Linked DNA regions of Homo sapiens: region 1 is linked to region 2. Evidence: read pairs that join two places in POLR2A ChIA-PET (ENCODE). Cell type or tissue: CD4-positive, alpha-beta T cell. All regions are shown on one strand. Links, peaks and the distances in the headings refer to the core of each region. The heading gives the core; the rest is flanking DNA.

Region 1 (5,381 bases), core at 100-5,099, 57 kb after region 2:
ATGATATATTGCACAGAGAATATATCATACACAGAGGAAATGTTTATGTTTTAAAAGCTCCAAAGTAGGAGTGTAGACAAGCAAAGACAACAGAGTTTCATGCAGAAACAAGGAAACTGTTTTAACAATAATGTTTATATTTGCCGCAGGTGCATTCCGTAAATAAGAAAAATCCCTGCACTGGGATAGTACTGGAATGAATGCACTTCAGGGAAATTCTTCTAGGAAGTTGAGCAAACTTCCAAGTTGAACTTGAGCAAAAGTTGATCGTATTATGTTGTACACTAAATACAGATATTTAGGAATTTCTAACAGCTCATCATTCACTGACTTTTGGCTAAGTCTGCTTTTATTTTAAAATAAGTTATTAATGGAATGATTAATGGGTCCAACTGAAACTCTCTCTGAGTTACTCTGACCTATGTCACAAGAGCGGTGAACCCTTTCTTCCCGTAGCTACTCTGGTGGAACACATTTCCAATGCTTAGGTCTTGAGTCGAGCCACACACTGACTATTTGGAGTAAAAACTGAAAGTACAGCATTCTCTCTTTCATGGTATTTTTGGAATCCCTGCCAAACCTTGCTTGCCTGCCAGAAAGCAGAGCGGATGTTGTGAAAGTAGTTCAAAGCCCTCCAAAAGCCTCATGCGCCATCCAGGAGAAGCTGGGCTGCTGGATGAGGCCCAGCCCCAGGATGCCTGGTGTAGGAAGGAGCTTGGAAGGTTCTGTTGTTTCATTAATTTCCTTCTTCTGTATTATTGTCTACATTTTTTTCTTTCATCCATAGAAGAACTAACACAGATTTGAGCCAAATGGTAAAAAATTTGAACTACTTAGAGCCAAAAGCCATATGAGAAGTGTCAGCTTAATGCCCAAAGTTGAAGAGACCCTGTTCTAAAAATTTTATTAGCTATAAAGAGGGGTTAATTCATGTATGCAAAGTCAGTTTCCCCAATTTTTATTAATTTTCAAAGATCTTATTTAATTTTTTAATATGAAAAATTAGGATCTTCCTTTGAAGTAGATGTCTAAATTTCTTTAGAACAAAATAAAACTCTTTAAATAACTTTACATTAATAGCAGTATGGTGATATCAGAGGAAGAAAGCTTTTGTTGTTGTTGTTGTTTTGGAAAAGTTGTTTTGGAAGCATAGATATTGAAAACTCAGAAAGAAGAAATATGCTCTTTTGGCCCTGCCTAACTTTCTATAAACAATCCCTCTGCTTTCCTACTGCACTGTTTTTTCTCCATTTTGGAAGGAAGGATTCCTATCTTTATCCATCTATATGTCTATCTTCTATCTATCTATCTATCTATTAATATCTATCTATCCAGCTATTGATCTATGAATCTATGTCTAGTTTTTTTGTTTAATGGAAAGGATTTCCTCAGACTCCAAATAGGGTTCAGAATGCAAAAGAGAATAAAAAGCAAATTGGTAATTCATTTATTCATTTATTTCTTATTTTATATATTCATTTTTTCAACAAGTATTCAACGAATGTCTACATGTGTAAACAGTCTACATGTGCAGTCATTCTTTCAGGCACTTGGGGCTATAGCACTGGGCATGTCAGATAAAAAGGCCTGCCTTCCGGAAGCTTATGTTTTAGTAGGAGAATAAACAAACATAATTGACTATTAAATGTATAATATGATAAGTGATGATAGATTTGATAAAGAATAGAAAAGGGGATAGAACATGTTGAGGAATTGATATTTAATTAGGAAGGACATGAAAGGCCTCTTTGAAAGACATAATTTGTGTAAAATCTGAAAAAGGAAAGGGAATGAGGCTTGAGGTTCTCTGAGGCCGAATATTTCAGGCAAAAGGAACAAAAACACAAACACCTTGGGGCGGGAGTGTGCCTAGGGCATTTAAGGAAGAGCAAGGAGGTCAAGGTAGCTGTAATGTAGTGGGGATGGAGCATGGGGAGTGCAGCAGTGGGCTGGAGGGGCAGCAGGGACTCGAGCCATTGAGGATCTCATTGCCATTGCAAACACCAGCTTCTGCTCGGAGTAAGACAGTGACCCTCTGGAAGGTTCTGAACAGAAGGATGGCATGCTTTGTGTCATGTCTGAAGGTAGAACCATCAGCCTTTGCTGGTGGATTGGGTGTGGTAGAAGGAGTCAAGAATGACTCCAGTGTTTGCTCTGAGCAACTGGAAAGACGGAGTTACCATTAAGTGCTTTGTGGAAGACTACGGTAGGAACCGGGTTTGGTGTGCATTGGAAGTTGGTGGGGTGGGGATGTAGAGAATAAGAGGAACTTATCTTTAGATATGTTATTTTTGAGATGCCTCTTAGGGGTTGATGTGGAACTGCTGAAGAGGAAGTTTAGACAAATGATGATGGAGTCCAGGGAAGAAGTAAGGAGAGATATAAACTTGGGACCCTCAGCACATAGGAGAGTGGGAGAGATTTCTTGTGATTACCAACAGCATGAACATAGATAGAGCAGAGAACAGGATACAAGCTGGGGCTTTAGAACACTCCAGTGAGAAGAGGTGGCGTGACAAGGAGGAATCAGCAACTAAGGTGGGAGTAAGTAGCAATTGTGGTACAAGAAAAATCAGGAGAATGTATCATAGGAGCACAACAATGAAACTGTTCAAGAAGGAGGAGTAGTCAATTGTTTTAGGTGCTGCTGATAAATAAGTTGAAGATGGATCATTGGTTTAACATTGATTTAATGGTTTATTGGATTTAACAACATGGAGGTCACTGATGGTCTTCACAAGAGCAGTTTTGGTGAATGGTGGGGGCCAAACCCTGATGGGACTGAATCTATGCAGAATGGGCCACTGGAGACAGGAAAAAGTAGAGCATTAGCTGGACAGGGATTTGGGGGCAGAGAGGAATTTTAACATGCAAGAAATAACAGCAAACATGTGTACCAGTGAGACTGCTGGAGGGGATCTGGAAAGTTGGTGAGTCAGAGGAGAGAACAGAATTGCTGGGATGAATTTCTTGAGTAGGAGAGCGGGGGCCATTGTGCCCAAGTGGAGGGATTGGCCTTTACTAGGAGCACAGATGCTCCATCTCTGTGAACAGGGCAGAAGGCAGCATAGATTTGCATCCATGTAGTTCGTGGGCAATAGGAACTTGGGAGAAGTGCTCTTCTGATGGCTTCCATTTCCTCAACAAAGAGATAGCAAGGCCATCAGCTGCGAGTGAGGATGAGAGAGGGGGTTTGAGATGAGAAGAGTTTTGAAATAGTCATTTGGGAGACTGCCAGAAAAAGGATGTGAAAATGTGATGACTGGAGAGTAGTGAAAATCCACTTACTGGCAGTGGTTGTGAAGTTTTAGTTTCACACATGCTGTCCTGGGGATAGTCAAAAAGAGTAGTTCAATCACATGCATGAATTGAATGTCTACATGGCACTTGGCATTGCGTTAGGTGCAGGGAATACAGGGATGAAGGAAATGTTTCTTGTCATCTTCTTTAAGCTTTAGAAGAGGGGCCATGACTTACCCGTAAATACCTAAATGTACCTCGGTAAGTTCTCAGAGGGCATCATTGGAAGGCATGAGAACATAAAAACTTAAAAGCTTATCAGTCCAATTTTGGGAGTGCAGGGAAGGTTTCCTGGACAATGTGATGCCTCAAGTATAGATTTACGGGTTTTGAAAAATTGGGTAGGCCAGGTGCAGTGGCTCACGCCTGTAATCCCAGCACTTTGGGAGGCTGAGGTGGGTGTATCACTTGAGGTTTAAGGAGTTTGAGACCAGCTTGGTCAACATGGCGAAACCCCATCTCTACTAAAAATAGAAAAATTAGCCAGGCATGGTGGTGCATGCCTGTAATCCCAGCTACTTGGGAGGTTGATGCAGGAGAATCGCTTGAACCTGGGAGGCAGAGCTTGCAGTGAGCTGAGATTGGGCCACTGCACTCCAGCCTGGGCAACAGAGTGACTCTGTCTCAAAAAAAAAAAAAAATGAAAAGAAAAGAAAAAAATTGGGTAAAGAAAGACTGGAAAGTGTTCTGTGTAAAAGAAACTCTAGAAATTAGAGTTTATGAGGTGAAGAAAGGCAAGGAAGATTCTTCATGTGGCACAACAACACGGAGGTGTGAGCTAGTGTTGTGTGGGTGAGAAAATGCATGCCAGTACATTAGACTGGGAAGTCAAAAGGAAGCAGAGTATCAACAAATGGTGCCAGTGCAGGTGAGGAGCCTTGGGTGTAAGGGGATCCATGAGGGGGACTCGGCATTTACATGCATCCCTGCTCTGCTAAGTGGAGGTGGAGTTGAAGTGGGCATTGGAGGCAGTGGTCTCGCTCAGGAGGCTGTGGCAGCAGATCAAACGTGATATATTGAACTGGATATCCAACCTTAGGATTATGGTCATGGGATGGAGAAAACAGGCATAGATTTGAGATACAATTGTCAGGGCTGAATATTTGTTTTTAATATGGAGGATGAACATCTTATTTATACTCCATTCCTTGTCTATAGAAAACTCTAACCTGAGCTAGACATTTCAGAAATGTGTGCCATTGGTTACAGAGGAGGCAGAATGGAATAGCACCAATAGGTTGTTTATTAGCATTATTGGAATACATACTGTTTTGATGGAAGGTTAGTAGCCTCTTCTTTGACTGAAAAGATAATCTGTGTATTTATTCTGTATTAAATAAATGTGATTTATTAAAAATAAAGATAATTTAATAAAATCTTAAAAGACATATTTTATGTTGCCATATGTCCTAGGTAAAGTGTTACGTTCCAATTTTACTTAGTGAAGTTTGGATTGTCAATAAAATGCTAATACCTACAATGGTAAGTTTTAGGAGGCATGATTCCCACACCAAGGTAGAATTGTTACTGTGGTGTGGAATAATGGATTGATCAGGGAAAGGCAACATAGAAGATCTTTGCTATATGTCTAGCTCTTCCACTAACTCTTGGGTAGGATACTTCACTTCTTTGCGGCTAGCGTATGCAAACAAATGTCGTATTTCTTAAGCTTAATGCTGGAATTAGAACATTAACGTGCAAAAATGCTTTGGTAATTTTATGTATATGTGTACTTGTAAAAGAGTTGGTAAAGATGGTTTATGTAAATTAAGACACTCTCAACATACCCCCTTCCCCTTTTTTTCTACTCACACAGTGTAAAGAACATGATCTGGCCATGATTAACCAGTTGCTGGATGACCCGAAGCTGACAGCCAGGAAATACAGAGAGTGGAAAGTCATGAACACCCTGCTGATCCAGGACATCTATCAGCAGCAGCGGGCTTCGCCTGCCCCTGATGACACTGATGACACCCCCCAGGAACTCAAGAAATCACCTTCTTCTCCCTCTGTTGAAAATTCCATTTGAGACAAAGTCAGGGTTTTCTCCTCTTATATTTTATCACAAGCAACTCTTCAAG
Region 2 (5,381 bases), core at 314-5,313:
TGTATCTTTATAGCAAAGCAGTTAGCAAGTGAAAGGAAGAGGATATACCTATATGTTTTATTTTTTATTTATTTATTTGTTTTTTGAGACGGAGTCTTCCTCTGTCACCCAGACTGGAGTGCAGTGGCATGATCTCGGCTCACTGCAAGCTCTGCCTCCCAGGTTCATGCCATTCTCCTGCCTCAGCCTCCCGGGTAGCTGGGACTAGAGGTGCCCGCCACCATGCCCGGCTAATTTTTTTGTATATTTAGTAGAGACGGGGTTTCACCATGTTAGCCAGGATGGTCTCGATCTCCTGACCTCGTGATCTGCCCGCCTCGGCCTCCCAAAGTGCTAGGATTACAGGCGTGAGCCACCGTGCCCGGCCATACCTATATGTTTTAAATGGAAACTACTGACCAGCTAAGACTCAGCCCTGTTCTGGACGTTCTGACATAAAAAATTGACTCTTAGTTCTCTATATGAAACAGAGACTAGACAATAGGTATCTAATATTACTAAATTATTTTTTGTAAATTTACAAAGAAAGCAGACAAGTTTACAAAGCTTGTATTTTACTGATTTACTTTCAGACCCATTGTTGACTATAAACACTAATTTTTTATGTGTTTGTGCTTTTCCTCCTTCAAGTGCTTTTAAGATCAGCCATCCACAGATCAAGACCTTTTATTTTGCAGCTGAGAATGTGCAGGAAATGAACGTGTAAGTAGAGGAAACTGGTAAACCCCATCCTTAATGGGAATATACTTAACTTTAGCCTGGTACTGGAATTCTAATCATATGTCCATATCAATTATTATTTTATTTCTGTTACTTTAAGGATTAATTTATTTAGCAGTTACAATGCCTTCGTGCTTTCTTCTCTAGTATTTGGAAACGGTTTGGAGAATTACATGTATCAAAGTGGCTATTTCGGGGAACCACTAAGTTGAAAAAGGAGTGGACAGAAGTCATTAAAAGAACATGTTAAAAGGAGAATCAGCATCACAAGGAGAGAGGCTTGAAAGTATTATGTAACTGATCTTGCAGCTTTCGGAATTCTACATGCAAAATATTGCTATAGCGTTTAATATATGCTGTGTGATTATCGTGATGATTCACGTATTTATCACCTCTCCATGTATTGTCCTGAACATATTGCAAAACGCCTTTGCTCGGAGTACATCAAACTTAAAATTGTAGATCCCTAGCTCCATTTCCAGGGTGGTCTGTGAAAATAAGTGGGCTGTGTGCAGAGTACAACCTGCCCTACACCATTCCTAATGGTTTAGAGTCAGGTGTGATCACAATAGCTGTTATTTATTTATTTATTTATTTTTGAGACAGTCTTGTTCTGTTGCCCAGGCTGGAGTGCAGTGGTGCGATCTCGGCTCACTGCAACCTCTGCATCCTGAGTTCGAATGATTCTCCTGCATCAGCCTCCCAAGTTACAGGCGTGCACCACCATGCCCAGCTAATTTTTTGTGTTTCTTGTGGGTTTCACCATGTTGGCCAGGCTGGTCTCGAACTCCTGACCTCAAGTGATCCACCCACCTCGGCCTCTCAAAGTGCTGGAACTAAGGCGTAAGCCACCGCACCTGGTCAACAATGGCTGTTTGAATCAGGCTGTATTTGAGGTGCTGATTGGAGATATCAGAGGGCATTCTCTTTGATTTAGCCCTATTCTCAGAATTCTTAGTGTCTCTTATTATTTCACATGACCAATTGAAAATATGTTAATGGAACGCCTACCACATGCCCCATTGCAGCAGATGGTGGGCAATGGCAATGAAAAACCCACACATAATTCCTCCATTCACAGAGCTTACGCTTAACCTGTTTTACTTATAATGATTTCCTTACCTATCTGCCCTATGTAGTTCTCATTGCTCTCTTGCTCTAGAAACATGAAGAAAAAAAGCAACTGCCTTTCACCAAACATGTGCATGGACACACACACACACACACACACACACACACACACACACACACACTCCTTACAGGTATCCGCTCAGCTCTGTCCAGCTAGAAGGACTCTCATCTGTCCCCTATCCTCACCTCCCCAGCATCACCCTCCAGATGAGGACAGAATGGCTTTGTACTGTAGAAAGTCGGGAAGCTCTGTGTTAGAAATAACAAGGCAAGGAACGGACAGTTGAGTCTTCCAAACAAAGCTTTGATTTACTTGGACAAAGAGAGAAGTTGTTTCTATCCTTTTTCTAGTTTTAGCTTTTTTTTATCCCCTTGGTTTTCTTAAGCATCTGAGAAAAATAAGAACAGATACACGAATGGAGAGGATGTTAAAATCTCCACATCAAAGATCTTTACTTATTTTTTTTTTATTTGCATCAGTTGCTAAATCCTGTTGGTTAGCAAAGCCCTTGCTGTGTAAGTGGGATGTGGAAGGCACAAGGTCTCGCCCGCTAGCACTTGGAGCCCTGTGATAGTGAGGTCAGTCCGCCGCTGAGCCTCAGTTCATCCCAAATGGTCTTTTCTGGTCTTGAATGGTGGTGAAACAGTGCTGCCCGCCTCTCCCCTGCCCAATACCTCCTGCTGTCCTGGCTTTTCTTTAAAAGTGCCTTGTAGCTCCAGCTTCCATCCTTGGCCCGTCCTTCCCACTCATTCTGTGGCTGATTCCTTGCAAGTAGTTTTCCTCTCTCCAGCAAGAGGTGAGTGAGACAGAGTAGCAGAGAAACAATTGCTTCTCAGTGCTTTGTTTGTTACCTAGTGAATTTCTCCTCCTACACAGTAAGGTGCATTTTTAAACCGATGAAAGTGTGAGACCCTTCCATGTTTATCTGAATCCGTTGTATTTCATGCACGTTTGCTCTGTAAATCCCAGATCCCCCTCCTCACCGCCCCAGTGTTTATTTACATTTCCAGTTTATTTATCTTCCAATTTTATGTTCTCCCTTTGCAGAAACCTATCTAATGGTAAGTAGAGTTGCATGGGTAGATATGATATAAATACTTCATCCTGTTGGCTGTGAAATCAAAGTCTTTCACAGTTATCAACGTCAAGATCTTACCGCCTATCTATGCTATGAAGATCTGTTCATTTTACTTGAAATTCTTTTGGGGGTTATCTTTCCAGCTTACAAAGAAGATGCAAATTGAAATTTGAACTTAAGGTGTCTGGACCCCATGTTTTTGAATCTGTCAGTGACCTTTAGACTTGAAAATTGTCCATCCGGCTAAATGGTCCATTTTGTCTGGGCCTGAAATTTATAATAACTTCTCATGTTTATAATATCATTATAGAGTTTCATTATTCTAAAAATGACTTTTCTAGTAGCCAACAATGCAACTTCTCCCTTCTCCCACAAGATTATGCAGATGATAGAGATTTACTTTGCAATAACACATGAAGAACTTCCCTTCTTACTGATGCAGCCGGTTTAAGCCAGGAAATAATGTATCTGGGTATTACTTGGTAAGATGAGAGGTGTGGGGGAGGGAGTGGGTAGCGTTTGCAGTGATGAGTCCTTGTTTTAGAAGTTCCTCTCCCTGGGCAACTGCATTTCTGGATAGTGACATTTCTCTCAGGGACGATGAAGGGAAATGTAATTAAGTTTAGTAGAAACTCCGCATGTTCTGTAGTGAGTCTCAATTTAAAAGTACAGGGGTAAGTAATTAAGGGTAATGAAAGAGTTCGTTTCTCAGCAAAGACGGGAGCTGCCTTTCTCAGACACTGTGGGAAGAATGCTCTTGTTTTGTACATCAATTTCTTAAAACTTGTTCTCCTCCAACACACACATTCACGTCAAGTTAATATACAACAAACTCCCAGGAAACATCTGTCATTTTCTTTTATGTAAATATAAGTCCTTTAGTGCATCCATCTACTTAGCCACAGATAGATGTTTTCCTGCTGCCATGATGTTTTAAAAAAAGTTCTTAGCAAAGAAGGTACTCTAAGCCAGTGGATCCTAGAAAGAAAACAGTCAAACAAGATTCTAAACATCACCAGTTTTTCACAGCAAGTAACTAATGGTTGTAATGAAAAGGTTACAAGTTTTGGGTAAGGGCTGAGAGAAATATTTTCTTTATTGTCAACAGTCTTCTATTTTGCTCTATTTCCATGTTTGGGAGAGGAGCTTAGAAATGCCTTTTCTTGTTTCAGACACTCAAGTGAAAACAATTTTTTTGTCTCTTTAAAAAAATATTTTCCCTATTTCACTTTTAGATGCTTTTTTGAGGGAGAATAAACTTATACAATTATGAACTAAGGTATAAGCTAAAAATTGTTATTGTGGTATTTTAAAAAGTGAACCATGAAATTGTTATGTTTTGCCTGGTCAATTTTAAAAAATGAACTTTTAAATGCTTATTTTAGTTAATAATACATAAAACGTATTCGTGTCAGACAAAGCAAAAGATTTCCTATATCCTCACCTCACTTTCTAATTCAACTACCCTCCCTAGGGCTAACCACTTTTTTTGTGTGTGTGTGCGCTTTCATTTGCATTTATTTTATGCTGAATCGATGCTCGTGCCATGAGCTTTTGTTTCTTCAGTTTCTTATGGGACACTTTTTTTTTTTTTTCTCCATGCAGCCACCTCTTGTGGTTTAGGAACAATTTCTTCCTTTCCAGCGAGGATCATCTCCATGTGGCAGAGGGAGCTCATATATATAAATTCATCTGACCATGAGCTCTGAAAGTACAGTGGCCCATCTTGGGTGTTTCATTCACCTGGATGTGCTTAGTGACCAGAGAATCTACATCTAAACCCTTGAATTCAGCATCACTCTCTGCACTTTTAAACATGTGCAGGAAAAATGCAGCATTCTTGTTGGGCCACCAGCCCTGTGTCCAGCCCCACTGTTTGGCCTGTGCATACCTACCAACTCCACCCTTGGAAGGCTGGAATGGTACACGTTGTTTCCGTAAAGTGACATCTTTCAGATAACTTGGTGGCTTTTCATATATGCATACCTTTGATAGCCTAGGGAATTTCACAGGTGTTCTTAAAGTGAACACAAAGATTTGAACCTCTTGGTTTGCATGGTTTTATGGGGTTTTTTGGGTCAGGTGAATAGCAAACCATTTTCACAGATCACCTGAGGCCACTTAGGGGAAGAAGAGGTTACCCTCCTCTTTTGTTTTTTTTGAGACAGAGTCTCACTCTGTCGCCCAGGCTGGAGTGCAGTAGTGCAATCTCAACTCACTGCAACCTCTGCCTCCTGGGTTCAAGCGATTCTCCTGCCTCAGCCTCCCAAGTAGCTGGGATTATAGGCGTGTGCCACCACGCCTGGCTAATTTTTGTATTTTTGGTAAAGACAGGGTTTCACCATGTTGGTCAGGCTGGTCTCCAACTCCTGACCTCATGATCCACCTGCCTTGGCCTCCCAAAGTGCTGGGATTACAGGTGTGAGCCACTGTGCCCGGCCATCACTTTAA

The links. ChIA-PET counts read pairs that join two places held together with the same protein. Peaks named below come from ENCODE experiments on the same cell type or tissue, not always from the same donor. Only the 100,000 strongest peaks of a DNase experiment are listed, where the experiment ranks them.
Region 1: POLR2A ChIA-PET joins it to region 2 with 7 read pairs; 4 of 35 experiments call an interaction of 5 or more read pairs at or near these places.

The regions. Positions count from the first base shown.
Region 1 is chr6:154,159,776-154,165,156 of GRCh38, reverse strand. IPCEF1 (interaction protein for cytohesin exchange factors 1) reads left to right here. Exons shown (of 12, transcript NM_001130700.2): 12 at 5,117-5,381. The coding sequence ends at 5,329. It also overlaps a transcript of OPRM1 not described here. Among named protein-coding and RNA genes, the nearest start is that of OPRM1, 120 kb to the right of the region's middle. In CD4-positive, alpha-beta T cell, for the core only: no CTCF peak of the experiment used is centred there; no DNase peak of the experiment used is centred there; H3K27ac peaks cover 352 bases.
Region 2 is chr6:154,216,578-154,221,958 of GRCh38, reverse strand. It overlaps IPCEF1 (interaction protein for cytohesin exchange factors 1), which reads left to right. Exons shown (of 12, transcript NM_001130700.2): 7 at 631-702. It also overlaps a transcript of OPRM1 not described here and the pseudogene RPL17P24. Among named protein-coding and RNA genes, the nearest start is that of IPCEF1, 140 kb to the left of the region's middle. In CD4-positive, alpha-beta T cell, for the core only: no CTCF peak of the experiment used is centred there; no DNase peak of the experiment used is centred there.